Linked DNA regions of Homo sapiens: regions 2 and 3 are each linked to region 1. A link is an interaction called in ENCODE POLR2A ChIA-PET data of the cell type or tissue named here. Cell type or tissue: HepG2. All regions are shown on one strand. Each heading gives the region's core, and the rest is flanking DNA. Links, peaks and the distances in the headings are about the cores only.

Region 1 (10,810 bases), core at 3,180-8,179:
CACCAACTGGATGGCTGCCTTCACGTGGACACCGGTTTTATAAAACCACTCTTTCCCTTCCCAAATGAGAATAATGGTTGAGGAAGCAGCAACAGAGCCTGGGTGCAGAGACATCACAGAGGGAGGCGTTAGGCCCCTGGGGCAGATGTCGCAGAGGCCGCCCACGAAGGAGCTCTCTTCTCTCCCACTGCCTTTCCTCTCCCCACTTGAGTTCCAGCTCCCTCTTGACACGAGCTCCCCTCCCCTTTCCAGCCCTTCGCCTTACACTTGTCCTCATGTCTGGGGAATCTTTTCCTCTTCCTCTCTACAACACCGGTTGGGCACCGTGTGTGAGCAGATCAGGAGAGGCTATTAGCTTTGATTTGCAGCTTCCAAATGGATTTTTGCATGGTTTCTTCCTCCAGCTCCTTCCACCCCCACGCCAGCCCTGGGAGATTAAAAACAATGGACTGGACACATGCTTTTCAGAAAACCCAAAAAGCTGTCAACCAACACCACAGAAGGATTCCATCCTAAGAGGCATACTTTTGGATCCAAGAGTTTAGAAATGAGATTCTTATCCATTGACTTCAGAGACACCGTCATGCATTAGACGCATTTCCCTTGGCAGGGATTCGACGAAGTGACCTTACTCCCCTTTGTTCCTGCAGTGCCCGGAGAAACTGGGAATGACCCAAAGAAGGAAAAGGAAGGTGTGTTTGTGTGAATTTCAATCAGCAATTGGTTCAGAGTCAAGAAGAGCTGTTTTGCCTTCCGTGAGGTCTGTCTGAAGGTGCCTTTCAGCTCTGAGCTGCCCGAGCATTCTTGGGCTGAATCTGCAGTCAACCGGAGCCCTAGGCCTGCCGCTCCCCCGTGGGTTAAAATCACTCCCACAGATTTGCTGGCTGGCCTTAGAGCAAATGGGGATAGTGGGTTGGCTCAGGTTTTGCATTAACTCGTCTGATATTTTCCACTGCAGCCTCCCATTCTGTGATAAAGCTAAGTTGCTAGGAAAGCTTTATGTAACACCCACCCAGCCTCAGCTTCTCAGAGAAGCAAGTGTTGTTTCCAGAGTTCCCCATAAACCTGGCAGCACATCAAAACCTCTGTTTCATAACAGACTAGAAATAGGATTTTCTAATAACATTCCAAGGACTGGACTTATCGTGCAGGGATCTGCACTTTTATGAATTGTTAATGGTTAACTAAACAAAGACCCCCAGCATACCCAACCTGCTATCTCTGGGGTCAGGATGGGAAGGGAAGTTGGAAGAATGTGGTTTCTACATCCACAATCTGTTGGTTAGTGACCCAGGGCCCTTTTCAAAGAATTTGCTCAATAATCTCAAACATATTGGAGGATCTTATTCATGTTTTTAAAAAAGAAAAAACTACCTCCTTCCTGCTTCTCCCTTCATTCATGGAGAATGTGGTTTCCTTTTATTTTGTTGCCAGACACACTGACAGTTATGGATTTAACCCCCAGCTTTCCTCTGGGAGAGGGCAGCTTTCTTCCAGACACACCTAGATTTGGGGGATCCAAATATCTTCATGCAATAGACAAACCACACATTTCATACTCCCCTCCCAGAATCGTGGGTTGACAGAGTGATTACAGAGAGAAGGGAGCATGAGGTTGCCACGTCCCTCCTCCCTCACACCCATGTGCTCCTCCCGAGATGCGGTCCACCCCATCTCATCCGATTCTGGTTTAGATTATCACAGGGATGGGAGTTCCCTCGAAAAGGCCATTTGCAGCCTATTTAGATGTCACTTAAGAAACTTCTTCCTAGGATTCCAACGGCATGTCCCTTTGTTCCGTGTCGTCACGTTGTCCCCGCTGGCGTGGCGGTTCCTCCCTTCCTGGCTCTTCCCTGCCCTCCTTGTGCAGTAAGCACGTGGGCATCACTTCAAAGCAAAAGGAGCCCTTGTCCATCACTGTTGAGGTGAGGAGGACCATCACCAAAGCCCCAGGACAGGGTAACTGTGGAAGGCAGGGGCTCAGCATTAGCAAGGCTGACCTTAGGGACAGCCTGATGGCAGGTAGCTGCCTCTGGGCGAGCATGAGCTGCCTTAAGAGGATACTGTTGTGTGGGCTCTCCCTCACTCCTTCCTATGACCCCCCATGCCCTCAACATTCTTCCCTGGGTGCGCTCTCTGGGCTCACCTGGACAATCCATGGGAGCACCTCATTTCCCTGACCAAGACCTAAGCTTTCGTCCAGCTAGAACTGCTCTGCCCCTTCCCTGCACGGCCCTCAGCTCTGCGCACCCTGTAATGTCCCTTTTTTTCAGCTTAATTATCATCTCTCCCTCGCCCCAATCTCCTCAAATAATTCTGCTTGGTAAATCTCTTCTAGCTTCTTGCTTTGGAATATTGGCTCCCAGAGGTTCCAACTGTGGCCTTTCCAGGGCAGGTCTTACGTGGTCATTTCTTCCGTGGCTGTCCACATAATTTCCTCCATCCAACTGGCGTTTGCAACATCTTCCCATTTAGTTTCATTTGAATTTGATTTACCAGTTTCTTACCCTTTCTTCTGGATTATTAGTAAACATGAAAAAGGAAAGGCTCCCCTCTCACCAGGGCTGTCCCTTGTGTCCAGCTGAGCCCTCAGGAAGAAGCCCCATTCCCCATGACCTGCACACCAGCCCTCGATGTGAAACGACTCCAAGGAAACTGCAGTCAGAGTGGGCTTCCCTCACCAGGCTGAGATTTCATATCCTTGAGATCAATTTAGTGCCTGGACACCTGGTTGCTATGGGGATGGTTGTCATGAAAAACACACCAATCTGTAGAGAGATATAAAATGGATCCCGGTGGTACACACTCGGGCATTAGCTTTGAGAAATGGCTTGCTGCTTATCACTTTCTTTTGTGGACACAGTGCCTCTGCTTTTCAAATTCAACCTGGGTGACCTTCTTAGAACCAGGCCAACACAAATCCATTTTCAGTTATTTCCTAAGGGACAATCAAGGGCTTCCCCAAATGCCAGATGCCCCCTGTCTTCCTGTCCCGAGCTGAGTCAGCTGAGAAGAAGAGGACATTCTTTTCTGGCACGGTTTGTTCTTTACTGACTGCCATTGATCCATTAGCAAAACAGCAGGCAGAACAAAAATACTGACCCTGACAACGCTTCAGATCAGGTGGCTCCGATGAGTGACAGATGTTAGCAGGAGACCTTGGATGCACTGCCCAGTTTGCAGGGGCAGAAGCTGAAAGGGACACCAGAGACCAATTCAGGACACAGCATAAACCTGCATCAGGACTGGGTGATTCAGCAAGGTGTTAGCTCAGGGCTGGGTAATTCAGCAAGAGACACTGAAAAGATGTATAGGGGTGTTCATTAACCTTACCTCCTCTCCCTCCACATTCTCAAAACTTGCATTTGGTTACTACTTGCTGAAGGTCTGTTTCTCCCTTGGTCTGGCTTATTTGCAGAAACCAGTAAAACATTTCATGCATCTCTCTTGGGCATAGACCTAGACTCCACGGCTCTGGAAGGGTAAAGGGGCAGACACTGGTTCATTTTGCAATTCACAAAGAATAGCTGGAGGCCTTCTGACATTTGCTCGGGGTAAGGGTTGAAAGAGTGGTTTGGTGTTCCGATTTTAAGCTGTGCCATTGGCTAAGTGTAACTTGGAGTAGGCAAATGGGGAAAATTAACTACAGCAATAGTCACGTTAGGAATGCAGGCAAGGTCTACCTCTGAAATGGTTCCTAGCGCTAGTGGGACTCCCTATCTGAAAACCTGCGTTAAATACATTCTTTCTTTTTGGGGGAATATGTCTGAATTCTTAAAAATGGGTCAGAACTTAGTCACTGACTTGGTGTTTCATCTTCAGCAATTCCTTTGACTACTCAATGCCTCAATGTCCTTCTTTATTACCGAGAGAAGTGATTTTGCTTCTGTTTCATACCAAAAAGAGTTTTAAACATCTTTCGCTTTGGTCAGTCCTATCACATTGCTGCTGATAGTGGAGGTAAAGACCAGACTCAGATGAATGTAAGAATGTGAGAACAATGAATGCATTTATCATGCACAATGTTAGTATAAGGTGCTGTACAATGTTAGAATGTGTTCTTAGTACTCCCTGTAGACTGAGTGGTTATGAAGTCCCGCCGTGGTGTTCCAAATTCTTCAGCTAGTTCCACTAACTACACTGGGCTACTGTTATTTTGACCTCTCATTTGCATATCTTCAATTTCTCTAAATACTCCTTTAACCCTTCCTTATCAATAGTTTATTGACTGCATCCTCCCAATCATTCTTACCTCTTATCTTTATTTTTCTCATTTAAGCTAATTTTTTAAAAGCAGTTTAAAAGCTCAGCTAATTTAGTCATTTCCCTTGCAACACCCTACTCCTTCATTAATGGACCTAGTTTCTCTTTTTCCACACTTTTCCCCCGGCACACACACACACACACACACACACACACACACACACAAAAGCAAACATGTTTATAAAAACACACCTTCTTCCCCTTAGTTACTTTGGCTGGCATTAAATCATTCCGCCTTTTTTTTTTTTCTCTCCTGCCCCCATATTTTTCCTAAACACGTTAACTTGGCCTTGGTGTTCTTTCTCATTCTCCTCCCCCTGTGTCTCCATTTCTTGAACAACTTCAGGAGAGTGTTGCTCTTTTGATTTTTTTCCCCACCCTAGCCCAGCTGAAAGCTCAGGGAACACTTCTTGCTTGCTATTTTTTATCCTGTTTTCATGGGACCTGGAGTCTCAGCCCTGCAATTATAGCCTCTTTCATGTTATCTTTCTCCCAAGGCAGCAGCTCACATCCTGGCAAGTGACACAATGGCAGTGTGGGTCTTGACTTAGCTTTCATACCTTTTGTTTCAGAATGCAGGATTTCCTTATGGTTTGTTTGGGCTTTTAAAAAAGCTTATTTACTGATCCTGAGAGGTGCCAGATTTACAACCCGGAAGAATAAAGGCCAAGTTTCTATGTGCCTGGAAATACTCCATCATGTCCAGGCCACTGTGATGTTTTGGGCCAACCTAGAGGCTGATTTGATGGCTGTGGGTTCTACCCTGTTGTCGCCAAAGAGGGGCTGCAAAAACAGTCCAGACCACAGCTCACTGTGCCTCGTGTTGCAAAGAGAGGACAGGGTGAGGAATTCAGACCAGGATAATGTCTGAAAATGGGGAGAACGCTGATTACATTTTAAAACTACAGTCTTGTTTATACTCTGGTAGTCAACACTAATCATTTATTTGTTTAAATTAAGCTCCCTCGCCTTAATTAAAATTTGCAATGTGATTTTTAAAAATTTATCCAACTGTGTTTAAACCTCACATTCCTAGATTTTGTACCAAGGCCCTATCTTTATACAATAATTTCAATACAATACAGCATTTTCCCAAACAAATACTTAAATGGAGACATGAGGTCTTTTTAGGAGAGAGGATATGTGACCTTCATGGTGGAATCACAGACGGGGCCTTAAGCATGAGGACGTTGTAGGTTTACTCAGTAATCTCCAACCAACGGTGTCTGTTTTTTTTCCTTGAGGCCAAGGGTAACGTCGTTGCCTGAGAAGCACTGGAGGAGAGGCAGGAACACAGATTTGTCGAGAGCACTTACATGTGTGCACACACCGTAACAAAGGGCAGGCTTGTTGTACGGCCACATCACGGAGCCAGGGGACGTGCCTCGGGAAGATGAAATGTCAGTACTGTCTCCATAGCACAGAGCCCAGCTCTATACCAGAGCAGTTACGGAGCTCGGGTCTGGGTGATTTCAGAGGCCCTGATCCGAGTAACTTTCCTAATAAGTCTGACGCTGTGTTCCAGATTTGTACTTTATGTTTACTCCTTGCATCAAGACAGTGTCTCTGGAAGTTTCTTTTTAAAACTTTTTCTTCCCCTCAGAACGCTACATCCTCTGCCTGAAGTGACGGTCTCAGCCAGCCCATGAGCCTTGACAGCGCATTGTTGGAGTTTGGAATCAACTGCCGCCTTTTCATGGATAACTTCCTGAATCTGCAGTTAAAATTTCATTTTTTTCTGGGTGCCCCGAGTAAAACACCCTCTGTTAAAGATTTATCACTTCCGCTGTATTTCAGCTGCCTGTGGGCATCCCTCAATGGTGAGCTCCGTGACAGCAAGGACTGTGTCTTTGTCCTCCAGATCACGATTCATGCTAAACACTGCTCTGTCCAGAATTTATTGTTTTGTATTTTGACGTCTCTGTCCAGATGTCTCTCTGGGATCACAGACGGAGAGCTCTTTGAGCACATGGACTTTGTCTTGTTTATCTTTATAGCCCCAGTGCTGAACAGACTGTCACACCGAAGGTGCTCACGGGCCTGCCGGACGATTGAAGTTGTACAACCTGCAGACAGAGGAGCTAAGTGTCCACACGGCCCTCCCTGCTCTTTCCATTCTATGTAGCTATCTTGCTGGCACCATTTACTCCTTTCTTTCTTTCTTTTTTTTTCTTTTCTTGAGACAGAGTCTCTAGCTGTCGCCAGGCTGGAGTGCAATAATGGCATGATCTCGGCTCACTGCAACCTCTGCCTCCCGGGTTCAAGTGATTCTCCTGCCTCAGCCTCCCGAGTAGCTGGGATTACAGGCATGCGCTACCACGCCCAGCTAGTTTTTCTATTTTTAGTAGAAACAGGGTTTCACTATGTTCACCCGGATGGTCTCGATCTGTTGACCTCGTGACCCGCCTGCCTCAGCCTTCCAAAGTGCTGGGATTACAGACGTGAGCCATGGTGCCCAGCCACTCCTTTCTTACTCCTTTTTAGTCCAGTGAAATCTAGCTAGCTTCTCCCTTACCCGTAATTGTTTCATTGTAACTTATTCTTGCTGAGATTACTAGAGCTATATTTAGACCTCCTAAATAGTATCATCCACTGCCTACAGTCCTTTGGACTGTATTCAGTTCGTGTGACCCCTCCCTCGCATGGAAACTCTCTCTTGCCTTAGTTTTTATGGCATGACAGCCTTATGCTTGCCTTCCTGTCGCAGAGCTCGTGTATCCAGCAATTATCGGTGCTCCCAAGGTTCCTTGTTCTTCCCCCTTCAGAGGTCTGTGCTCCTCAACAACTCTGACCCAGCCGTGGTTCCAACAACCATGCCAATGTGAAGGACCCTAGATTTCCATCTCCAGCAAGGACCTCTTTCCAGAGTGTTGGATGGGTATTCCCATTAACCTACTAGACAGCTGCATGTGGATCTCTCAGAGCCCCTTTAAACTCAGATCATCTTCCCACCAAAATCTGTCCTCCCCTCAACTCAGGACAAAGACCTCACTGTAGGAGAACAAAGGAAGTGGAAATCTAACAGGTGGCAGTTCACCTACAAAACCTTAGTGTCATGCAAGAGGGCTGTCCTGTGCGGTCATTCTCAGTATTGAGCCAATGTAATGAAGAAGCGTGTAGTGTGTGGTGGGCATTTTCCATTATGTTTTGGTGGCCCCACATGGCTGGACTTCCCAGGAGCTTCCCAGAGCTCCTGCTTTGGTTAATGGTGAGCATTTAGGCCAGACGGCCTTGCAAATATCTTTCCTACATGGGACACACTGTTGCAGCCTTGCTCTAAGGCATAGCCTGCCTTTTTTTTTTTTTTTGGTATGATAAAAGAAATATAGAATATTAATATATTCTCCCTGGCTTTCAAAGATTCCCAGTGCATTTTTCTAATACAGCAGCTATTTACATTATATTTTCTTCTTGATTCATCATTTTTGAATGAGGCCTTGTGGGTTTGAGGGCTGGTGAGAAATAGTGCCGGGGAGAGGGTGAGGAAGATTGCTTTAGATGAGAGGCACGACTGTAAATCTTGAAGTAAAATTATCTTTGTGAACTAAACGGTACCTGAATTTTATTCAAATGAAAAGCTGGGCAATTGAGTGTGATTTAAAATGATCACTGTTCTATACTTCAAATGCACTGAAACAGGTTTATTTTGCAATAACCTGGAGAACATATGCAAATTGAAGTTATATTGTTTAATCTGAAGAAGTGAAGGCTGACTGAATAATCGGACTGCAAGGATATGAAGTATTATGTTGAGGATATATACCACGATTTACCATTAAATAGTACACAAAATTAAAATGGACTTAAAATGCTCAGGAAATATGTATTGTTAGATAATAGAAAAGTTAAAATTTCTAAAAATAGCTAATGCTTCATGGATTTTTAAAGTTTTGTTTTGTTTTGTTTTTTTGTTTTTGAGATAGGGAGAAGATACTAGGGGAAAAAAGCAGATGGAAAACTTCCTTGTGGTTTTTCTGTAGTAGCTTAGAGTCTGTTCTAAGGAGCAGAGATTTCAGAGTATGGTCTTGGAAACCTTTGTGTTCTTTGTTTCTTGTAGACGCCACACGCCTCTGTCCCCTGGCCACAGAGGCTGATTTTGCTGTATCTGACATGGGTTTCTTGACCTGCTGGGAAGGCCCAATGTCTAATTTCCTGGTCTGCACCCTGCAGAAACCAGTGGAAATTAAGCAGCGATCGATTATCCTACCCCATCACACCTTTCCTAGATCAGATGATGCTGGCTGAGGCTTTGAAGTATTGACAACACACTCTTTTTTCTTTTTACACCTTTTCTTCAGAGGACCTGACTCATTCCCTGTAAAGGGAGGAATCACTGCAGAGACACCCCCTGTAGCCACACTGCACCCTTGCAGGGGCTGGGGGACGAGAAGCAGGATGTTGGTAGTGGTGTTGTTACCTCTCATGACACGAATCAGGCCCTTCCACCATACACTTCATTGAGGGGATTCTGAAATGGGGTCCTAAGGTTGCTCTGCTCTGAGATGGAGCGTGGAGCACCGCCTCGCACTGTTGCTCTGGGGTTTGTCTTTTGCCTGGGTCTAGCTTAGCAAGGGCAATGGCAAGAAGGGGTTTGGGAGTCAGGAGACTATTAATTCCAAGGGCCAAGGATTGGCACATCTTGGAATATTCCAGAAGTGTCCGCTCAGATGGCAAATATGGGGACAACGTTACCGGCCCTCCTTCCAGCAAGGAGGCTAATATAGACCCACTCACTGCTACCAACCACCAACTCTTGACCCTTGGAATGAAACAGTCTGTTAACTCCCAAACCCCTTCTTGCCATTGCCCTTGCTAAGCTAGACCCAGGCAAACGACAGGCCCCAGAGCGACGCTGCAAGGCAGTGCTTCGCGCCACTTTCATCAGGGAGGTGCCTGTGAGATTCTGCCTCGTCCCCATGACCTAGTTCATGCCCTCGATATGCCGGTGAGATGTGCAGGAGCTTCCTGAAGGGCCGCATCATCCAGCCTTTATTTTTGTACCTCTGTATGAGTTTTTCTCAACTCCTGCTGTCCAGTAGCCTCACTTAGGGAACCTGTAAATAATACCTATGCTTGGGCCCCACCCAAGACCCATTAAACTGGATTATCTGGGGAGGAAACCTGGCAGTGGTGCTTTTTAAAAAGCTCCCCAGATGACTTTAGTGTGCAGCCTGGATTGAGAATTGCTGGATCAATTGCTGGGGGAAGAGAGAGTTCTGTGCCAGCATATGAGTGGGTTTTCATAACACTAAGGAGCCTTACTGTGTGTAGGTGATACCTACACTTCAACCAGGAGTTCTGACAGATCAAGGACTATTGCCCTACCAGCTGGGGAGTGACACGAGAGAGGCATGGGCAAGGAACCAGTACAGGGAGCCCACTTACCTGGGAGAGCTGTACAAAGTTCACTGCAAAGGGTGAAACCTGAATTGTTTGCATTATGCGTGGGTCTTTGGCAGATAGAGATGGGGAGACAGGACATTTCCGCAGAAAGGACAATGTGCAGGCGTGATGCAGCATGATTTTTCAGGGGGACCAGAAGGTAAGTGTCAAAAAAGCAGACTCTGGGGCGTCCTTGTCCCTTTCCAGGAGCTGAGACCTGAGCTAGACACCACTGGGATGTGTCTGGAAGGAATGAACTGGTGGACACGGAAGCATTGTCTTCTCAAGGGTGCAGGGTGTGCCTGGAGATGAGGCTGGAGACAGCAGGAGCCCTGCCATGGATGGAATTCTGCACCACGTTAATTGGACTTTACCCAGTAAGCTAGAAGTTCTCACCTGGTTCAAGGATGAGGACCTATATTTAATAAGAAAAAACAAAATTATTTCAGACCGTCTTGTAGTAGTAGTAGTAGTTGTCATGGTACTTTAAGAACCATTGAATCAGAAAATGCATATAGACTAACAAATGACTCAAAATTTAATGATTTTTTAGTGGATTTTTTTTTTTGTTTTTTGAGACGGAGTCTCACTCAGCTGCCCAGGCTGGAGTGCACTGGTGTGATCTTGGCTCACTGTAACCTCCGTCCCTCCGGGTTCAAGCAATTCTCCTGCCTCAGCCTCCCAAGTAGCTGGGAGTACAGGCACGTGCCACCACACCCAGCTGATTTTTGTATTTTTAGTAGAGACGGGGTTTCACCATGTTGGCCTGGCTGGTCTCGATCTCTTGACCTCGTGATCCACCTGCCTCAGCCTCCCAAAGTGCTGGGATTACAGGCATGAGCCACCACGCCCAGTCTAGTGGATTTTAATTTTGATCACAACAGCAAGGTATAGGTACTGTATCTGTTTACAACATCAAAGGTTAAGAAATGTTTACCTTTTCTTATCTTTCTAACATAAATCATGACTGTTTTGAGCTCCTGATAGTAGATTAGAGTCTTTCTTAGGCCAGGTGTGGTGGCTCACATCTATAATCCCAGCACTTTGGGATCAGGCCTAGGCAGGAGGACCGCTTAAGGCCGAGAGTTTGTGACCAGCCTGGGCAACATAGTGCGATACCACCTCTAAAGAAATAAAAAATTAGCCAGGTGTGGTAGTTCATGTC
Region 2 (10,810 bases), core at 3,475-8,474, 180 kb before region 1:
GGTTTTCAGTCGGCTTGCGTGGCACTTGGCATTGTCAGAACACAGGGTTTTCGTGAATCCTTCCCCTGTCCCAGGGTCACCAGATGAGATGGGAAAGGAGGTGGAAAGAAGGAAGGTCCTAGTCATCCTGACCTCAGTTAAAATCTCGGCTCCCTCAATCATGAGCTGTGCAATGTTAGGCAGGTCACTCAACTCCTGAGCCCCAGCATTCTAGTCTGTGAAGCAGAGATACTAATTCCTACTTGGCAAGGGGGTTGTAAATATCCAAGGCAGTAAAGTGTCTGGCACATGGGAGGCATTCGATGATAATATCCTTGTTATTCAGAGCAATGTTCTCATGCCCTTAGATCACTTACTTTAAATAATTAGACTGGTGGTTCTCAAAGTGTGGTCCTTGGGCCAGCATCATCAGCATCACCTGGGAACTTAGAGAAGCAAATTCTCCACCCAGTACCTGCTGAATCAGAGACCCTGGGGCTGGGGCCCACAACATGTGTTTTCACAAGCCTGCCAGGGGGCTCTGATGCACGATGAAGTTGGAGAACCTCTGAATTAACTAGAAATATTTTCCAGAACCACATGTTCCAAGGTCTTTTCTTTTGCCTGATTATGCATGCTCACCCCTGCAGATGATGTGGGAGGGCTTACAAACAAGGCAATGAGGTCAGAGCCGATGCTTGTCAGCTGGGGTTGGGGAGCATTGGTTTGCCTGAATTCGAGAGAAAGGGGTCCGGGACCCCTTGAGCCCCCTCCCCCTGGAACAGACAAGGGCCTCCATCAATGTTCTAGGTATTGCTTTTCACCTGCCCTCTGGACGGACTGCCCTTCCTCACTCACTGGGGCGTGTACAGACCCTGTGCCCATCTGTTCTCCTCCGCCCCATCAGAGATACTTTCTCTCACCTTGGCTTCGCTTCCCACGGAAGGGCTGGCCAGATCCTCGGTGTTAGATGTGAATGTGATTTTCCAGGTACGCTGTGGGAATGTATTCTGTAAATGGATGCTGCCAACCGGCCAGTTCTTTGCCTGAAGTCCAGACAGCGTTATGAGTACCGTATGGAGACTAATTTTAGGGGAAAACCTGATACCGTGGTGTTGCCTTGCTCTGTCAAGCAGCCTTCCACAGCATGTGCTGATCTCTTTCATGTGGTTTGTTATCATTCTGATGCTGAATTATTGAATGGGCTACATCCAGGCAACTAACACAAATAGCATTCAACGTTGAATTCTGTGACTAGACATCATTCCTGAGGGCCTCCTGGGTGGTAGCCATTCCACAGGGGGCTGCGAGGTGGTTAGCATCTGGGGCGGCCTCTGTTCTGAAAACAGATCATTTCAATCACTGACCCAGAGTTCTGCAAATATCCGGATGTCACAGCTGAACTCAGGATCGGTGTGAGTTGTGTGGTGTGGAGCTCTCCAAGTTTTGTGTTTCTTTTCAGAGGTAGTGTGGTTATGGAGGGAGGCAGATCTGGGGTTGAGTCTGATTCTGCCACTCCCTGGCTGTGTGAGCTGGGGAAAGTTACTTGACATCTCTGAGCCTCATTCCCCTTATCCCTCAAGTGGGATAAAAACTCCTGCAGGGCTCTTAGGAAAATTACAAGAGATGCTAGAGTGGGGCCTCTGGCCCTTGGTAGGCAATCCATAAGCAATAAGTATTCTTGTTTTGGGGTTTGTCTATGGGCAAGGCATTGGGAAGACAACACATCTTATCCATGGAAAAAAAATGACTTCAGAAGAACTGTTTTAATGGAGGAAAGATGAAAAACGATTTCAGAACTAGAAAGCAGAGGTCCTTCCAGCAATGTTTGGGTTTCTTGTTTCAACATCCATCACAAGATGTACCTCCTGGTGAGTCCCACAGGGCACTCCTGGACAGCAGGTGAGAGACAATGTACCCCGCAACTGTGCCCTTGAGCCACTGTCCAGCCTGACAGCCAACTGTGGAGCTGTCTCAAGATGGTGGTGAGGTGGGCTGCACGTTGTAACCTAGGAAATGTTTGCCTGGAATCAGTTGACTGAAAACACCAAAAGCTTTGGCTAGCTGAGCAAAGAGTTAGAAGAATCAGTTCTTGACTTTTTCCTGTGATCTCATTGGTTCGGTCACTTGAACCCATTGTGACAGATGTAGCTGTCCAGATGAGAGGGCCGGGTGAGAACTTGCCTACAGCCCCTATGGGCAGCCCAGGAAGCAGAGCACTGCTGCTGCAGGGCATGGCTCAGACACTGGCCTGGCTGGGGACGGGCATGGGAGGCCCAGCAGTCCCGGATGTCCACGATTCCTGAGTGTGCACAGCAGATCAGGTACTCTGAATGCAGAGTTCATGATTAGGTGAAGTCACATGGGCTATTCCTTTTCTTTGTTTTTTCCTTTTAGAGACAGGATCTCATACTCTCTCCCAGGTTGAAGTGCAGTGGCACAATCATAGCTCACCGCAGCCTTGATCCTCCTGCCTCAGCCTCCAAGTAGCTAAGACTGCAGGCATGGGCCACTGTACTTGGCTAATTTTCTTACTATTTTTTTTGTAGAGATGAGGTCTCACTATATTGCCCAGGCTGTTCTCAAATTCCTGGGCTCAAGTGATCCTCCCATCTTAGCCTCCCAAACTGTTGGGATTACAGGCATGAGCCACCATGCCCAGCCCACATGGGCTATTGTTAAACATGAAGCAGAAGAGTATAATAAACATTTAAAATCTCCTAGATTCTTTTCAGCATGATGATAGTTTTTAAAAATTTTATCAAAACTTGTTTTGGGCATGCTTTTTATTATGGTGAAAAATACATAGTGTTAAATTGACCTCTTTCTGTCTGTCTGTCTGTCTGTCTGTCTGTCTTTCTTGAGACGGAGTCTCGCTCTGTCACCCAGGCTGGAGTGCAGTGGCGTGATCTCGGCTCATTGCAAGCTCTACCTCCCGGGTTCACGCCATTCTGCTGCTTCAGCCTCCCGAGTAGCTGGGACTACAGGCACCAGCCACCACGCCCGGCTAATTACTTGTATTTTTAGTGGAGAAGGGGCTTCACCATGTTAGCCAGGATGGTCTCGATCTCCTGACCTAGTGATCTGCCTATGCCTCGGCCTCCCAAAGTGCTGGGATTACAGGTGTGAGCCACTGTGCCCAGCCCATTTTCACCATTTTTAAGTGCATAGTTCTGGAACACTGAGTACATCCATGTTATTCTGCAACCATCACCACCATCCATCTCCAGAACGTTCTCATTTTCCCAAATGGAATGCTAACCCACTAAACGCCAACTTCCCTTCCCCACTTCCTGCAGCCCATGCTGACCACCATTTCTTCTATTGAAACTTTTGTTGAGACCAGAGGACCCTTCTAGCAGATAGGAGAAAGTGTTTCCATGACCTCCTCCTTCAACAATATATTTAAGAATACTTTTTAAAAATATGTTGGACTTTTGTTTCACCTCTCAGATGCAGACACTAAATAAAGCCATGAACACATGTGGACATATGTGGCCCCTCTGGAATAATTGTACATGCCTTTATATTGCCCTTGCTGAAAAGAGCAATATAATGTTTATAAAAGAACACTTACAAAGAAGAAAGACTTGGACCAAACCACCGTCTTCCTGAGTTGTTGACAGCTGTTATTCAGTGGAAACCTCAGTGGAAACAAAGAAATATTGCAGCATTGTTTGAACATGAACATTTGAAGTGGCTTCCTTCCAAAGCTTGGCTGATTTAGGTACCTGGGATCTGTGGCCAAAGCCTCCTGTACTGTCTTGATTTCTTTCCTATAGCTATTGTTGACGCAGCTGTGGAAAAGTCTGGTGTGTATCCTGAATCGGCAATTGCTTCCACTTGCTTAGAGTCAACTATTTCTAGGTTATGTCACTGAGTCTTCCCGAACTGTGGACTGTTCCATTTACAGGGCTTTTGCTGTATTGAGGAAAGGCAAGCTTTTCACCATGGAGGAGATTCGCCAGGTGTTCTCAGAATCTTAGGGGCAGTAGCAGCCAATGTATAGATTTCAATGGACAACCATTGAAATGTGAAGGTGGGAAGAGTCTAGAGCATTTAAGAGAAACAGACAGTGTTTTGTTTGTTTGTTTGTTTGTTTGTTTGTTTGTTTTTTGTTTTTTCCCCCCAGGAAGGGTGGTACTTCCACATCATCATTTTTCTTCTTTTAAAAATTTGTGGCAATGCAGCTTAGCCTATTTTGAGGCCTGAACGTCCTTCTGTAGGCCTGCCCGCCTAGTCCTGGTGCTGACTCACCATGGGCCCTGCTGAGTCATTTCACAGCTCATTTCTTCCCCCCACCAATAACACGGGGTCAATAACGCCTGCCCTGGTTGTGAGACTCAAATGAGAAAACCTATGTGAAAGTGATTTGAAAATCATCAAGCACTTTCCACGTGTACTGTGGGGGCCCTTGCCATATGCTCCTTAGGACAGGCATGTCTGAGTGGGCTTGGGGTGGAAGCCCCCAACCGGGTGCCCCAGTGGTTAGGGGTGTGTGTTGGGGTAGTGATCTGCTTAGCCCTCTGGCTGTGAGCTGTCTCCCCCATTTATCTCCTACAAATATTATTTCCAAGTGGGCCATGACAAACGACAAAAATAGTCAGGAAGCCTGACGGAGAAGGGCTGGCGGGCATTGGTAGGAACAGCTAGAGAGTCCTGGGCCAGGGATCCCACAATACACTCTTTCCAGTTGTCCAGCTCAAATGTCACTTCCTCCAGGAAGTCTTCCGTCAGTCCCCAGGGCACCTGGCCTCCACACTGCCCATCCTGCATTGGGCTTGCTCCTTTAACTGTCTCCTGTGTAGACTGTGGATTCCACGAGGACGAGGACAGTTGTCCACCTTAATCCCTGTTCCTGGCACACAGAAGGCCCTTAAATGAAAGGGTGGACACCCTCCTAAGCACCCTTGTGGGTATGCAGTCTTTATATAGATTTATAACTATGTCCTTTCTTAAGATTAGTTGAAGAATAAGTTTTGGCAGAAAACAAACAAATGAAAGTGGGATTATTTACAGTCTGTTTTCTCAAAATGTGGCCCAGGAACCAGCAGCAGGGGCATCCCCTGGAAGTTTGTTATAAATGTCCAATTTCAGGCCCATCTCATATGGACTAAGTCAGAATCCACTTTTGGCAAAAGACCAGGAGATATGTCTGCTCACTGCAGGCTGTGAGGCGCTGGTTTCAGGCATCTCCTGGGCCTTGCAGATGAGGGAAGGGAAGTCCTGCCCAAGCTTCTCCTAGATCTTGGAGCCGGAGAGCTCAAGGCTTCTCACCTGGAATTTCCCAGCTCTGGGGTGGGGTTGCGGCCAAAGGGATGACTTTCTTTAAGGGATCCAGGCAGAGGAACTGATGCACAGTTTAGGGGTGGGCCATGGGATGTCCCTTCACACTTGAGAGGGTTTAAGTCAGCAGCCCAGGGAGCAGGAGTCAGAGTAATGGAGTAAGCCATCTGCCGTGGGGAACTTAGAAAACTAGGGCTCCTTGCGCCCTGTAGGAACCCTGGCTGGCTAATACTTTAACCCCTTTTGCTCTTCCCTGACAGGGTTTTTTGTGTCCTCTATGTAGGGAGGGGTATGAAGAGGTCACTTTGACCTTGATTAGTTCTAACAAGTTCTAGATAAGAAGATTTCAGATCTTCCTTACCAACCCACCCTGGTATCATAGCCCTCCTGGTCTTCCTTATACCTAACTGAAATTTATTCTCAATACCTTGTGACAACACTTGCATTATTTTCCTGGATCAATATTTGACTTTGCACTGTTATTTGACTGTTTATGAGCTTAGTTCTGAACCAGACTACTGGGTTCAAGTCCTGGCCCAGTCAGACATTCATTCAGCAGATATTTATTGAACATCTGCAATGTGCTATGCACTCAGCTGGGCACTGAAGAAACAGCTATCAACCTTTCCCCTCATTCTAGTGGTAGACACTGGCAAGAAACAACAAATAAGTAAAAAAAAAAAAAAAAGCATTTTTTTTATCAGCTATATGACCGTGTGCTTGCATAACCTCTCAGGGGCCTGATTTTTTTGGATTTAAAATGCCAGGCAATAATAGTATTATTCTGAGAAGGTTGCTGTGAGCATTGAATGTATTAATACACACAGTGTAGGATGATACTTACAAAGAGCCATAGAAAACTGCCTAGCCAAAATAGCCATTCAGTAAGTGTTAAGCGCACTGTTAGCTGCTCTTGGTTGTCTCTCCAGCAGCATCCTGAAAACTTTTTGGGCAGGTGCGATTGATTTTTTTCTCTGGCACCCCAGATCAGCCACACGCTAGCCTGTGTGATCTCAGTCTTCCCATTTGATGAGTGGGAATTTAAGTCTGCCTCTTCAGGTGAGGACTGACAGAGCAGATTGACTTGGGTGTGCCTGCTGGGAGGTGCTCAGAACAGGAGTCCTGGGGTCTTGTCTTACCCAGTTCTTGGAGGCAGCCTCCTGGAAGGACTTATGTGTCTGCTGTTATTTCTGTAATTCCTGATTTATTGCTGTTGCCATGTTTGTTCTTTGAGAGTCCTTCAGCTTCATGATGGATAAATCCTTAGTCACAGTCAATTCCTCACACTGAGCAACCTTGGAGCTAAACTCTTTGAATCCATGTTTACTTATGTCATCAAATTGAACGAAGGAATTTATAGCTTTCTGTTTTGGGACAAGGACATTGAACCAACTGGTTCTGATGCAGAAATGAGATGGGTGAGTGACATACAATGCCATGTTTAAGTAAGCATGTCTACACGAGGGGCCTTAGGCTGTCGAGAGAATTTTGTCCTGCAGATATGGGACTGGGTGTGTGAGCTCCTGTCAGGACACACATGGGGACTCCTGTGGGAAGGTGTCAGGCCAGCCCAGCTCGGGGCTCATCTCAGACACACAGGGCCTTCAAACACAGGGACTGAGCTTTAGTTGAGGCTTGGGGGCTTGGGAGCCCAGGATGTGTAAGGGAAGGGGGCTACCAGGCACTGAGTTTGGGCAAGTCTGGGCTGGCCTGGGCTATGGGGTCCAGAGCTGGGAAGCACCATCCCTCTCCTGGGCAAAGGAGGGCCACGAGCAAGGGAAGGTCTGCAAGACTGAGAGGAGTCTTGGGGCACATCGTGGGTCTAGGGAAGGGTCAGGCAAGAGACTGGGCAAGATATAGGAGTGGGTCTGGAGGCACTGCCTGGCTCTATGGTGTGTGTGTGACTGGAGGAGGGCACGGAGGAAGCCCTCTATGCAGGACAGTGGCAGCGCTTACGGCCCCCAGGAAACCACAGGGACAGACCCAGCCTGGGCAGATGTCAGCAGGAGCTGTATGAGGATGTGGCTTCCTTGCCAGCCCTTGGATTCCCAGAACTACTGAGGTCCCTTGAAAGCAGGGCAGCCTGCAGCCCCATCCCCTGATGCTCAAATTGTGGCCACACTGAACAGTCACAGAGCCTAGGTCTGAATGCTTCTAGGAGCAGAGGAGTCATTACCTCCTCACGTAGCCTATTTGATCCATTCTTGATTTTTTTCCCACCAGATTTTTTTGAGGCATAACTCATGCAATTAAATGTGCAGATCTGAAATGTACAGTTCAATAACTTTTCACATTTGCATCCACCTGTGCAATCACTTCCCAGATCCAGGTAGAGAACATTTCCATCACCCCAGAAAGTCTCTCCATGCAGGCTGGGTGCGGTGGCTCACGCCTGTAATCCCAGCACATGACTGAGGTGGGTGGAACATGAGGTCAGGAGTTCGAGACCAGCCTGAGGCCGGTCTTTGGGAGACTGGGAGGGTGGATCATGAGTTCAGGAGTTCAAGACCAGACTGACCAACATGGTGAAACCCCGTCTCTACTAAAAATACAAAAATTGGCCAGGTGTGGTGGCACGCACCTGTAATCCCAGCTACTCAGGAGGCTGAGGCAGGAGAATTGCTTGAACCTGGGAGGCAGAGGTTGCAGTGAGCCGCGATTGCGCCACTGCACTCCAGCCTAGGTGACAGAGCAAGACTCTGTCTCAGAAAGAAAAAAAAAAGAAAGAAAGTCTCTCCATGCTTTCCCAGGAACAGCACCCTGCCCATCCTAAGCCTGTCACTGTTCTGACCTTGATCACCTTGCATTAGTTTTACCTCTTCTTGAGAGCTGCAGGAATGGAATCATACAGCAGCCCTGCATTTGTGCTCAGCCAATTCTGTCTATTCCAATGGAATAGCTCTGATCATATTGAGCCTCCTCTGGCCGGTGTGCCTTTGCTCACACCCATCTCCATTCCTTTCATGGGGAGCCTCCTGCATGGGCCACCTCTCCTCTGCCCTCTTCTCACCACATCCCTCCAATCCTTGCTTGTCCTGCCCAATGGTGTGAATACACCAGCAGCCCTTCTGCTGTGCCGCAGCCCGAGGCATTTCACTGTTCAGGATGCTGACGGGAGCAATGACTCTCCTGATGAGTGTGTGCGCCTGTTGTCCTCAGAGGAAGTGCCACAGAGCCAAAAGAGTCGACTCTTCTCACCCCCCACAAGGGGAGGGCGTGGTCTGGAGTTTGGAATAGGCAGGTGACAGATTCACTGGCTGGCAGCTCTGTGACCTTGGAGGAGTCATTTGACTTTCCTGAGCCTCAGCTTTCTCCTTCCCAAAATGCAGGGGTCATTTGGATGAGATGCTCTTCAATGTCCCTTTTGATCCACAGCCTGATTCTGAGTCTTCCCTGTGCAGGTTCATCGATACATCCACCGTGTGTATGTAATTCTCAAGCAAAAAGTTTCAGCTGTAGGTGTGTGGATATATATATATATTAAATTCCGCCTTGAAGTTTAACATTCCTGCACTCCTAATTTATTTTATACCCTGGGTTAGAAAAAAGACATTTAAACAGCGGGAATTCTAGACTGGTGGAGGGATGACCTCCTTGGATTGATTTTTTTTTTTTTTCCAGCTGACCTCAGGTGCTTGCCCCTACCCACAGGCAAAGGGCTATCTGGTGGTCTTCTCTATAGAAGGTCTCAGAAATGGATGAAAGGACAGTTTTGTTTGGAGAGTATTTTGATGTCTTGGTTCAGTAGTTTCAGAGAATACGAAGACTCAGAGAAATCTATATTTTTGGATTCAGTTCAAAATGGGGCTCTGGGGTCATGTGGTGGGAAGCAGGTGGTATAAGGGCCATGTTACCATCAGCTGCCAACTGTGGGCCAGCCCCTGGTTGCCATGGGTCAGGGATGCCCATCTGTAAGATGGGTGAATAATCCCTGCTTCACCTTGCCACATTGTCATGAGCATCAGATGAAATAAGGCCCAAGGAAAAGGCATTGTTCCAATTCATCTTCGGCAGAGTTGGGTAAACTTGGGTGTGCTTAAGGGCCCGCTAGGTAGTGACTTATTCTGGTTTGTGTTGCCTGGTTTGGTCAGAGCCTAGGACTTTTAGAGAGTTCTTGTAGTTCCTCTTCTTAGGTATCTTCCCTCCCCTCCTTCAGTTCTTTTCTCCCCAGCATATCCCCTTCTTCTCACCCCTGTGCCACCCAGGGGTGCTTTTTGACTAGTATGCTGTATTAGTCTGTTCTCAGACTGCTAATAAAGACATACCTGAGATTGGGTAATTTATAAAGATGTTTATGGACTCAAAGGTCCACATGGCTGGGGAGGCCTCACAATCATGGTGGAAGGCAAAGGAGGAGAAAGGCACATCTTACATGGCGGCAGGTAAGAGGGAGCTTGTGCAGGGAAATTCCCCTTTATAAAACCATCAGATCTCATGAGACTTATTCACTATCCGGAGAACAGCACGGGAAAGCGCTGCCCTCGTGATTCAGTTACCTCCCACTGGGTCCCTCCCACAACACTTGGGAATTATGGGAGCTACAATTCAAGATTTGGGTGGGGACACAGCCAAACCATATCATATGCCTTCCTCCTTCTTTGCCATCTTAAACCCACTGATCCTTTCTAGGAAATCCTCCCAAGACTCTGACCTGGAGCTGACCCTCTGCAGCACCACCTCTTGGGCTTCCCAGGAGGCCATAAGTGTGCCAGGGGCGTCATAACCTGTGCACGTAAGCTTTTATTACTACCAGCTAACTTGGGGTATTTAGAACCATGGTAGTCTATGGCTAGATGTGACTTAGATTTCTGGTTTGTTTTAGAGCCAAGGTCTTCCCCTGTTGCCCAGGCTAAAGTGCAGTAGTGCAATCATGGCTCACTGCAGCCTTGAACTCCTGGGCTCAAGTGTTCCTCCCAGCTTAGCCTCCTGAGTAGCTGGGACTATAGCTGCATGCTGCCATACCTGGGTAATTTTTATTTTTTGTATAGGCGAGGTCTTGCAATGCTGCCCAGGCTGGTCCTGAATTCTGGCTTCAAATGATCTGCCCGCCTCGGCTTCCCAAAGTACTGGGATTACAGGCATGAGCCACCATGCCCACCCCAATTTTGATTTCTTAATTGAGAAATGAACAAACTGAAGGCAAGAGGCTGAGCCACCTGGGCAAGAGCCCCTGGACAGTTTGTCTCTAATTTCCCTTTGCTCTTCCGGTTTGCTGCCTCTGATTACTCTGCACTTAGTTTAACTGGGTGTACCTTGTCCCACTCATAAGCCTTTGATGACCTGGACTAAGCCTCACATGGGAACTCAATACTTATTTTTGATCAGATTAAATGCTCAATGCGTATTTGTTTCATTACATGGAAGACATGAAGAACAGATACATCATGCAAGATGTTCTTGCATGTAAGTTATTTGTTACGGAGCCCAGCCTTTGGCCACAGGACATGGAAACACCGCTCTCCCACTTTTTTGGTAGTGCCTTCTGCCATTCTTTGTAACCGAGAAGGTCAAGGCCAAAAGAGTGGTGGAGGCTAAGGGGTTAATC
Region 3 (10,810 bases), core at 2,271-7,270, 170 kb after region 1:
GGGATTACAGGTGTGAGGCATCGCGCCCGGCGGAAGGGAGCCAATTTTTGTGACATCTGTGGTTTCCCATTGCGCCTTGAGCTGCAGAAGCCAGGCAGGCCCCAGGGCTGCTGGTCCACTGGTGGTGTTGGAGATGCTGCTAGAGGGGCTCAGCCCCTGCAGTGTTAAAGGCACAGGCTGAAGCTCATCTTGTCAATCATCAAGATGCTGATTGAATATCCCCAGGGGATTCTGAGACTGGGCCTTGTAACTTTAGGTGCTGTTGAAGGTCTGATCACGCCTGCACACAGCCTGCCATTTCCCAGGGATTTAAGGGTCTACTCAGGACTGCCCCTTCCACATTGTCCTCCTTGGTCTCCCCGCTGAGCTAGGGCTTCTTCTCCAGGGTCTCCTGCCACTCTGTGCATAAATCCATCACTGCTCTTACTCCTGGAAGAGCAGGTGACCCTTGAACAACATGGGGGTTGGGGCGCCAACCCCTTAACAGCGGAAAATCCACATATAACTTTTGCCTCTCTCAGAACTTAACTACTGATAGTCTATGTTGACCAGAAGCCTTGCTGATAACATAATCAGTTGATTAACATACATTTTGTATGTTCTAGGTATTAGACACTATTCTCACGAGAAAGTGAGTTAGAGAAAAGAAAATCATAAAGAAGAGAAAATATATTTGCTCATCATGACATGGAAGCGGATCATCTTAAAGGTCTTCATTCTTGATGTCTTCATGTCAAGTAGGCTGAGGAGGAGGAGGAAGAGGAGGGATTGGTCTTGCCATCTCAGGGGTGGCAGAGGCAAAAGAAAATCCATGCATAAGTGGACCGTGCAGTTCAAACTTGTGTTGTTCAAGGATCAACTGTGTAGGCTTTCTCCTTCTCTAGACGGGACTTCAAGATAGAATGGACCCTCTGTCATCATTTTTGCATCTCCAACAGCCACAACAGTGCTTTATATATAACAAATGACCAATAAATGCCTATCAAATGCATTGAATAATGGAGAATGCCTTTCCGTCCTTTGAATCACAGCTTAAGGGATTACCTCTTCCAGGAAGTCTTTTGGGTTAATGGAGGGCACCTTCACCTTTCAGTATAATCCTAACCCTCTCTTGTTTTTGAAAAGAGTTAATGGGGCATAATGAATAGTCATATCTAATATTTACTAAGCACTTACGACCTGCCAGGCTGTGTTATAAGCACTTTACTTGCATTCCTTTACTTGATTCTGATAATAATCTGCTGAATTAAGTTATATTACTATCATTCCCACTTTGCAGATGATGAAACTGAGAAGCTGAGGCACAGAGAGGTTAAAAAACTTAAGGCTGGGCGTGGTGGCTCACACACCTGTAATCCCAGCACTTTGGGAGGCTGAGGTGGGAGGATCACCTGAGGTCAGGAGTTCGAGGCCAGCCTGGCCAACACGGCAAAATCCCGTCTCTACTAAAAATACAAAAATTAGCCGGGTGTGGTGGCAGGTGCCTGTAATCCCACTGCTCTGGAGGCTGAGGCAGGAGAATCGCTTAAACCCGGGAGGTAGAGGTTGTGGTGAGCCAAGATAGCATCACTGTACTCCAGCCTGGATGACAGAGTGAGACTCCATCTCAAAAGAAAAAAAGAAACTAACTTAAGTTGACATATGGCCAAAGTGGAGAAAGGATGAAACCCACCCAGTTTGACTTTAGGCCTGCTTACGCATGCTGTCCTGCTGTCTCTGAGTTTTATTTTGGCTGCATATTGAATAAATGACTAAAAATCTAGAGCGGTGGTGACAGAACTTTCTAGTATGCAGAAATGTTCTATATCTGAAATGTCCAATCAGTAGCCACTAGCCTTATGTGTTCATTGAGCACCTGAAATGTGGCTAGTGTTTCTGAGAAAGTAAATGTTCAAATTTTAATTAATGCAAATTTAAATAGCCCCATGAGTTTAGTGGCTACTATATGGGACAATGCCACTCTAGGACAGAAAGGACCTATTTTTAAATTTTTAATTATTATGGGTACATAATAGTTGTCTATATTTACGGGGTACATACAATGTTTTCATATAGGCATACGATGTGTAATAATCACATCAGGGTAATTGGGGTATCCGTCACCTATCATTTCTTCGTGCTAGGAACATTTCAATTCCACTTTAAAATATACAATAAATTATTGTTAACTACAGTCACCCTACTGTGCTACCAAATGCTAGATCTTATTTATAAGGAAGGACATATTTTAATTTTCTTCTCTAAACATCTTACCATGTAACCCATGGTCATCAAAAGGACTCTTTCTGAATGGCTGCATATTAGTATCTCTCTGAATTGGGGAAACATCCAGTGATCAGCCTGGAGTGAATTAGTGAAACAAACTCAATCTTAGTCCTTGAAGTCTCCTTTCTACTCAAGCGGCTTTCTGAGTACATGAAAAATGTACAATTCTAGTTTGTTCACTCACAGAGGCCTGGAGAAGATTAGGTGCTCAGCGGAAGACTGGCAAACTAGAGCTGGGATAAGGGACAGGAAGGAGCTTCCCTTATCAGTGCTAGACCTGGTCTTAGGCATTCTCTTATTCCATCCCCAAAACAATTGAGGGACCTACCTTCAATTGTAAAATAGGATTCCCATCTCACAGCTGAGGAAAACTCAGAAAGGTTAAGAAACTCCCTCAGAGAGAGGCACTCAGAAAGAGAGCTGTGGTTTCAGCTGGGTTTGTCTGATTCCAGCGGCCATGGATTGTGGTTGGAGGATGAGGGGTCACTGTTCAATGGTAAAGGGAGGTACTCGAGGCTGACCATCTGTTCAAAGAGTGAGTGTGTGTTATTATCGCTCCCACAGTGATGCAAGGCACGTAGTTAGAGTTAGTGCCTGAGCCAGAGACCTGTTTCCTTCCTTCCTTCCTTCTTTCCATTTTCCCTCCCTTTCCTTGGCCCTCCCTTCCTCCCTCCTTCCTTCCCTCCCTCTTTCTTTCTATCTCTCTCTCTCTCTCTTTCCCTCTCTCTCTCTCATACACATAACACACATAATAATAAATCCAGATTTCAAAGATTCAGTATGAAAGGGTATAAAATATCTCATCAATAATCTCTGAATTAATTTTGTTGAAATGATCATATTTTGGATATACCAGGGTTAAATAACATGACAGAGAAATTATATTAAAGTTTATTTAACCTGTTTCTTTACTTTTTGGATGTGACTACTAGGATATTGTAAATTCCATAGTGGGTCAGGTGAGGTGGTTCACGCCTGTAATCCCAGTGCTTTGGGAGGCCGAGGTGGAAAGATCGCTTGAGGCCAGGATTTTGAGACCAGCCATCTCTACAAAAAATTTAAAAATTAGCTGGGTGTGATGTCTCACACCTGTAGTCCCAGCTACATGGGAGGCTGAGGTGGGAGGATCGCTAAAGCCCAGGAGTTCAAGGCTTCAGTGAGCTATGATTGCCTCACTGCACTCCAGCCTAGGTGACAAAGTGAAACCCTGTCTCTATAGAAATAATAATAAATAAATAAATTGCATCGTGGCTCGCGTCATATTTCTATCGGACAGACTGGTCTACAGGATTGCGTGTATGAGTCTGCATGAAACACCAATGACTTGTCAAAACTCTCCTCAGCCTGAGCAAATGATTTCATCCCACTAATACCCACACTGAAACAAAGTGAAACTGGCTAGGTACGCACAGACTTTGGCCTCTGCCTGGTCCGTGGCCCCTCTTGGGTATGATGCTGAGGACACCAGCTGGAATTGCTCACATTTTTTCCCTCTGCACACAGAGCACATGAAGCTCTGTCCTTTCTTTGCCTTGAATGGCACTAGCATTTCTTTCTTGAGCAAGGTGCTTCGTCATTCCTCTGAGGAAGGCAGGTGATGAAACCGTGACACAGAAAAATGGCCTGCTCCCTCCAAGGCCATTCCCAAAGGCCGTGGCCGAGCAGAGCCAAGCATGCCATCTACCATGAAGCTGACCACCCTCAACTGCCTGGACGTTCTTTTCTGGCTAACGATCTTACAGCAGTGGACAGATTCAACACACAGGCTTCCAGGGGAAAGGATGGTGGTGTCCGATAGTCTCTGACCCCTCCCATGATCATAGTATTCAACCCTCCCTGGGCTCAGTGACTTATTTCCTCCTCTTGGAGGTGGGAAGTGCTATAGTATTCCTCTTTGATGATTTAAAAGTGGTATATGCCTTTTACTCTTTCCTCTTTATATCCAGCCCTCTCCTTTCTCTGTGCTGCTTTTACACCAGTTTCCATAGTAACAACCTCTATTGTATCCCTGACTGAGAAGGGAAATCATGCAGATGTTCGAAGGGATACAACACCTTCCAGCAGCTATTTTGATGCACCGGCTCCTTATCTCCCTCACTAATTTTCTCGTCCTTCTCTTCTCCTTACTGCTGCCCCTTCCTCCAAATACTTACAAACCCATCCCAAGCTCCCTGTCTCCCCAGTGTGAGCCTGGGGGAGTGGGCAGGGAGAAGGAGAGTGCTGGCAGAGGAGGGAGAGGTCTCATTACGAATCTTAATCTTTCAGGTGGCTTCAGACAGAATGACAGGCACCAGTCCCGGACAGGACACGCACAACACAAAAGCTATGGGAGGTAGAATCAAAAGTACCAGAGCCCAAGAGCCGTGGAAGATGGCTCTCCGATTGCCTTCAGACAAGCACCCTTACCTGAATGCTTGCAGAATAAACAGACTGCCTGAACTATCTGTGCCACCAACCCCACCCCGCTCGCTCCTGCCCCAGCCTCATGAATAGCTCCTGCACCATATCTGTGAGTTTGAAGGTCTGTCTTCCTTCTACGCATTTCCCTTGGAGAGATCAGCCACCTTTTCTGATGGGCAGGGCAGAGGTGGAAATACAGCGCACGCACACACACACACACACACACACACACACACACACACACACACACACCAGGGCTTTGAAGACCTGCAACAACAGAGTTGCCCACCTTTCCTCCAGCAGCCAGGCTCAGCCGGCCACCTGGGAAGGCAGGAGGAATGGGGGTTCATCAGTCATCTCCCGAAATTGTTTGATGAGTTCTTTGCACCATTCCTCCTTGGAACTGGACATGATTCTTTTGATTACACAAGCCTGACAGCCGATCATAATAACCATGTAACTGAAGAGAACCTATTCCTGTCCAGCGGCATTATTTGTTCACCTAAAGCAAAGCCTGAGCTATATTTAGCATATGATGTCAGCGGGTTGTTTGGATTCTTGGAAATTGGCAGGAAGCCACCTCTCACATGATATATGAAATCACTGATAAATGCTTCTTTTCACCAAAAGAAAAACAGCTTAATAAATGTGGCCCTTTTCTGCTTTCATCTTCCCTCCCTTCCCTTGGCCCTCCCTCCCTCCCTCCCTCTCCTGCACCCTCCTTCCTTCCAGCCAGCCCCTCTCCCTCCACCGCCTCCCACCCCTGCCACATCTGGGATTTGTCTTTCTGTGGCACAGCTCAGCAGAGCCTGTGAAGTGGAAATGAGTTGCTCAGTATCACAGATCAAAATGAGGCTGTTGGGATGCTCAGGATGTTTTTTTCCTCTCCTCAAGCCTGGAAGGCTGCCAAAGTGCTCGTGAATCAGACGCACATGCACAAAAAGGCAAATCTATACAGCAGTGGCTTTATGGGGCCCGGTATTGACGGCATAGCACTAGCTCTGGGTTGCTGTTTTGCAGGCAAGGATGGGAAATAGATAGTGATTCAGGACTGCCATTAAGTGTGGAAACAGCCCCTGTACAGATTGTATGTAATAAACCCAGCACAGAGAGAAGCTGTAAGCAGCTCTGGATTTGCTGCCCTGGATCAGCCACGAGGCCCATCAAGTTCAAGCTCCCGATAGGTGTGGTGGTTAATACCTGGTGCTCTATCTTCCCCATCCTGCACTGAGTCCATTATACTAAAGCTGTCAGAGGGGTTGGAAGGGGTTGTGTGTGTGGAATTAAATTAATTCTTGCCCTCCTGTGGAGATCAGTTTATATGGCCTGAAGCACAAGATTTAATTACCCTTATCTTAGCTCGTGTAAAAACCAATGTCATTATTGATCATGGATTCACCAGGTCCCTTTCACAATCAGCTGTAACATTTAACTCAGTGACCCCCTGCAGGCCACGGGAAATGGGGGAGCAGCAGCTCCCAGTGGTGGTTTATTGACATTTATTTGTCCTCAGCTTCATCCAGTGGCCTCCTGTCTGCCACTGGAAGATACTGTGAAGACAAGAGAGGGGCTTGTTTCAGCCCTTTAGTATCTTGGATACCTTCATGATAGTCCCTTCTAACACAGGCTCTGTCAAGGCCAAGCAATCCTGGCATGGGTGATATCAGCCGGCCTATGAGGGACCTGCAGAGTTTCAAAAACAGCACCGTGACACTGACTGCAACTGGCCTTTCTCCCACACGCACACATGCGCAGAGCTAGCTCGTCTTCATCCTGGATGGGAGAGAAAAACAAAAAGGAAGGAGGAGGGAGGGAGAGCAAACCATGTCTGTATTCTTGATGTAACTGCCTCAATTTTTTACTGGGGTGAGGAATGGATGCAGCAATGAATAGACAGGTGAACAGACAAACAGGTGAATGGACGGATGCTTACATTAATTAATCAACAGTGAGAAATCCCACAAAATGAACACCGGTTGTAGGAAAAAGCTGTTCTTCCAACCAGTCTTCTAATTAGCATTCATCTGGGGCTCTATATAGAAACTGCAGACGAGTGGAGGGCTGTATTTTAATTGGAATTATTTTTTTTTTCTTGCTTAAAATGAGGGGTATTGGACCCGGATGCCCTGTTAGATCCCTTTCAGCCTCTGAAATTCTAAGGTTCTGTAATTCTGTGATTCTGCAACTTTATGAATCACTCAGGGTAAATTAACTTTTTTCTGGAAAGCAACTGTCCTCCTCTTCCCCTAGGTGCAGCGAGCGAGCTCTGCTCTGAGATAGGGTCCTATCCTCAGACATGGATGCTTCTGGAATCCTTCCTGCATGGGGGATTGGGACTTCTCTGGGACCTGAAGAGCCAATAAATACCCCTCTTCTGGAAGGACATTTGTCCTCACCAAGAACACAGCTCATCTGGGCTCTCTGGAGGGCCAGGATAGTGTTTATAATGATGATGACAATTTCTGTTTTATGCAAAGACCAATTCTTTTAGCCTAAGCTGCTCAAGAAGTTTGCCATCATTTCTATCAGCCCCAGATCTCACATAGAATAGCACCGTCGCAGCTGGCAGAGCACCACGTGACAGGGACAAATAACTCACTTGCCCAGCTCTGGGCCAGGGCTGGCCCACAGTTTCGCTGGCACTGGGCTGCAATCACAGTCTGTCTCATCACATTACCTTGGAGGAGGTGCAGGAAGCCCAGGCGAGGTCGGGAGAGAGATGGAGAAAGTTGAAAGATTTAGTATTCTCACAGTTGCCTGGGAGAACACAGCACAGCATGCAGAGCCACAGTGGCACAGCGTGCAGGGCCACAGTGGCACAGCGTGCAGGACCACAGGGCCACCCTCGGGGTGGGTCAGGAGCCAGAGGGAGAGTGGGACAGTGGCAGGAGCTGTTAGGGTGGTTTCCATGGGAAGGAAAAGCAAGGCAGGGTGTGCGGGCTCGGGACCGGCTAGCTGTGTTTGCAAGTGGCACCCCTGCGAAATTCACCTTTACTGTGACTGTCAGAGTGTAGAGTTTAAAGTTATCTGAGGACTCCAGATGTCTACGGGTATATTAGCCAGGGTTCTCCAGAGAAACAGAATCAATAGAAGCATGCGGAGCGGAGGGATGGGTGAAGAGAGGGAGAGAGAGAGACATTTTAAGGAATTGGCTCACATTATTATGGAGGCTGAAAAGTCCAAAATCTCCAGCAGGCTGGAGACCCAGGGAGATGATGTTGCAGTTCAAGTTAGAAGACCGTCCACTGGCAGAATTCTCTTCCTAGGGTCAGGCTTGGCTCTACTGGAGCCTTCAGTTGATTGGATGAGGCCCACCTGCAACATGGAGGGCCACCTGCTTTGCTCAAAGCCTGCTGATTTAAATGTTAATCTCTTTCAAAAACACTCCCACAGAAACATTCTGAATAATGTTGGACCACACATCCAGGCAGCACAGCCCAGCCAACTTGACACATAAAGTTAACCATTGCAACGGGTGAGTCACAATTGGCTTAGGTTGGCAAATAGGGCCTTAGGTGGATGTCAATGCATCACTTTACAGAAATTAAAAGCATGGTTAATACCGAGTCATTGATTCCTTACAGGGGTAGCTCTTGTGGGGCAGGATCTGTGACAGGGCCTCACTTCCCAATACCTTCACCCAGGTGACTTCACGCTTCCCTTGGGAAGGCACCTTGTAGCTTGCAAAATGCACTCACTCCACTCTCTGATTATCTGATTCTCCCAACACCCGGCAAGGTCAGCCTTATTATCCTCATCTCAGAGACATGAGAACATGAATGGGGAGGTGAGGTGACTTGGACAACTTGCGAGTGAAGGAAGTCAGACTGGATTCCATCTTCAGATTCCAAATGCCAGGAGCTGGCATGCAGTGAGAGATTGCCTGTGTCAGGCACACTTTCTGTGCTTCCTTTGTACTAACTTGATTTTTCAGAACAACTCAATGAAGGAGCCATTACTGTTTAACAGGCAGGGAAACTGAGGCACTCTCAGTGTATCACACAAGGTGGGCTGGCATCTGGGGCCAGCTTGGAGTCCAGAATCTTCATCATCTCGCTCCTGCCTCCCACACAGCCCGGGCAATGCCCTGTCCCCCCATCCCCAACCCCAGCACACTGCCGCTTACCCACACCTCTTAGCCTATCTTCGGAGACTGCTAGCAATCACCCTTTGAGCAAGTGTAACTGAGGGATAGCATAAAGATTTGGAAATGGAAAACAGAGAAATCCTCAAAGTGGAACAAGCTCTCAGAATGAGGCTGGGGCTGCCTAAAGCAAGCACCACCTCCTCAAACACCCTGTCTAGGAGCGGTCCCAGTTGACCCAGCTTATCAGGAAGGGCTCCAGATGTGGCTTCCCTGTGAAGCATCTCTGGTCTCAAAGCAGGGTCCCTTTTTGCTGTCCTCGCATTACACACTGGGCCCTGCTATTGCCTTCGTCATGATCTGCCCAACATGGGAAGCACATTCATTCAAGAAACATTTGCTGAGTGCCAGGCACTGTGCTGGGGGCCAAGAACTTAGAGACAGGGAGGAAGGTAGCCCTGGCCTCAAGGCAGTCTCAGGCTAACTGAAAAGACAGGCCTGCCAACCAGGCAGTACCAACCCGATGGCTGTACCAACCTGATGACTGGCAGCTGGCCCTGCCTCCCCATTAAGGCCTCCAGAAAGCACCCTGGACCCACAGAGTGAGGCACCATCAGCTCTGCCTAAGGGATGCTGGCAGTTCCGTGGGGAGAGAGAAGGCGGCCTAGAGCTGAAAGACAGTCCACAGATGCAAGAAGGGGCAAGGGCAGCTGGCAGAGGGAACAGCACGTGCAAAGACACGGAGGCATGAGAGCATTTAGTTTTGCTCAGCTGGAGCACACGGCATATGGAGCCAGGGCCAGAAGGACACCAAAGGCGGTCAGGTTAGGTGGTAAACAGCCTGAGGGCCCACCAAAGAGCTTGGATCTGTTCTAAAAATACCCTTCCTGGCCCTTGTGCAATCTTGCCATTGTTTCAGAAGCCTTGCGAACAATGTGTGAAGGGCTCTGCAATCCTCCAGGGAGTTACGGAGTCCTGGGAAGGAGCCTGGGGCTGGATTTTGACTCCTGACCTCGAGGAATTTATAATCTAGGTGAGAGCAAGACTAAGTATGTGAAATATTAGCGGCCATCCCGGGAGAAAAATGAAATGTCAGGCAGTGTGGCCAGGATAGTTAAGTGCGGTGAGAGTTGGTGAAGGGATGGGATTAGGGTGCTTCCATGTGCAGATTAATAAATCAGAAAAAGTTGTTGCTTCCTGCTTCTAAACTGGGCAAAGCCCTCACCACTGGCTTCTCTGTGAGACCCTGTAGTTTTTTTCTTAGGGGATTTTCCAAGCACAGCCTCATCAGCTCTCTTCAGCGTGGAGGCTATTTCCCTTTTGGCCAGTACCTATTAACTTACCCTTCTCCCAGATGAATTTCACTTTCCTCAGCTGAACCTGATCTGTTCCCCCAATGCATTAAGTCCATCCAGGGTTTCAGACCCTCCTACTTTTGGGGTTTGCCTAAAACCACCCCAATTCCTCTCCATAATGCAGCCTGGGGGATAAAGATATTCTCATAAACGCTTGGATGATGGAGATGTCAAGCGTGAGATTTTCTGTTTAAAGGAGCTCTCTGTTTCTGCCAAAGCTGGCAATGTATTATGAATTCCTTTGAATGCACTTGTTTGTACCTGGTGGAGATTCCCTTGAAGTGTGGATGAGTGTTTCCTGTGTTGTTGCTTCAGAGCAAAGTGGTGTCTTTGTGTGTGTCTATTACAAACACATTAACCACACGTGTGTCCCATCTTCTCCCTTACACCACGCAGCTAGGGTGATTGAAACACGACATTTTATACTCAAAAGCAAATTACAGCAAGGAATTAGTGTGAAATTACTATCCTCCTCTCAGAGTTCCTTTTTAAAAGTCAGCAGCAGTGCTCAGGATGAAAGTTGGCCTGTCAAACAAGTCCATTCAAGCTTGCAATTCCGCTGTCATTTCCCCGACGGGCTTGTGATAAAGAGCGAGGGAAAAAAAAATCTGCCAAAAATAGTGCCACTGAGAAACCCAAACCATGGCAAACTCAAGGGCCAACACCACCCGCTGCACAGCCCTCTCGGATAGGACAGCCGCTTCAC

What was found. Peaks named below come from ENCODE experiments on the same cell type or tissue, not always from the same donor. Only the 100,000 strongest peaks of a DNase experiment are listed, where the experiment ranks them.
Region 2: POLR2A ChIA-PET joins it to region 1 with 5 read pairs; 6 of 35 experiments call an interaction of 5 or more read pairs at or near these places.
Region 3: POLR2A ChIA-PET joins it to region 1 with 7 read pairs; 10 of 35 experiments call an interaction of 5 or more read pairs at or near these places.

Annotation. Positions count from the first base shown.
Region 1 is chr1:234,711,955-234,722,764 of GRCh38, reverse strand. It overlaps LOC124904556 (a long non-coding RNA gene), which reads right to left. Exons shown (of 2, transcript XR_007066953.1): 2 at 5,186-10,060. Among named protein-coding and RNA genes, the nearest start is that of LINC01132, 6.7 kb to the left of the region's middle. RefSeq lists a silencer at 9,509-9,803. In HepG2, for the core only: no CTCF peak of the experiment used is centred there; DNase peaks (open chromatin) are centred at 3,514, 4,044, 5,584, 6,234 and 1 weaker place; H3K4me3 peaks cover 4,865 bases.
Region 2 is chr1:234,887,396-234,898,205 of GRCh38, reverse strand. No RefSeq gene overlaps it. Among named protein-coding and RNA genes, the nearest start is that of LINC02971, 64 kb to the left of the region's middle. In HepG2, for the core only: no CTCF peak of the experiment used is centred there; a DNase peak (open chromatin) is centred at 6,595.
Region 3 is chr1:234,539,107-234,549,916 of GRCh38, reverse strand. No RefSeq gene overlaps it. Among named protein-coding and RNA genes, the nearest start is that of LINC01354, 13 kb to the right of the region's middle. RefSeq lists enhancers at 6,972-7,472, 7,473-7,973, 9,347-9,850. In HepG2, for the core only: a CTCF peak has its summit at 3,735; DNase peaks (open chromatin) are centred at 3,676, 5,186 and 5,556; H3K4me3 peaks cover 1,411 bases.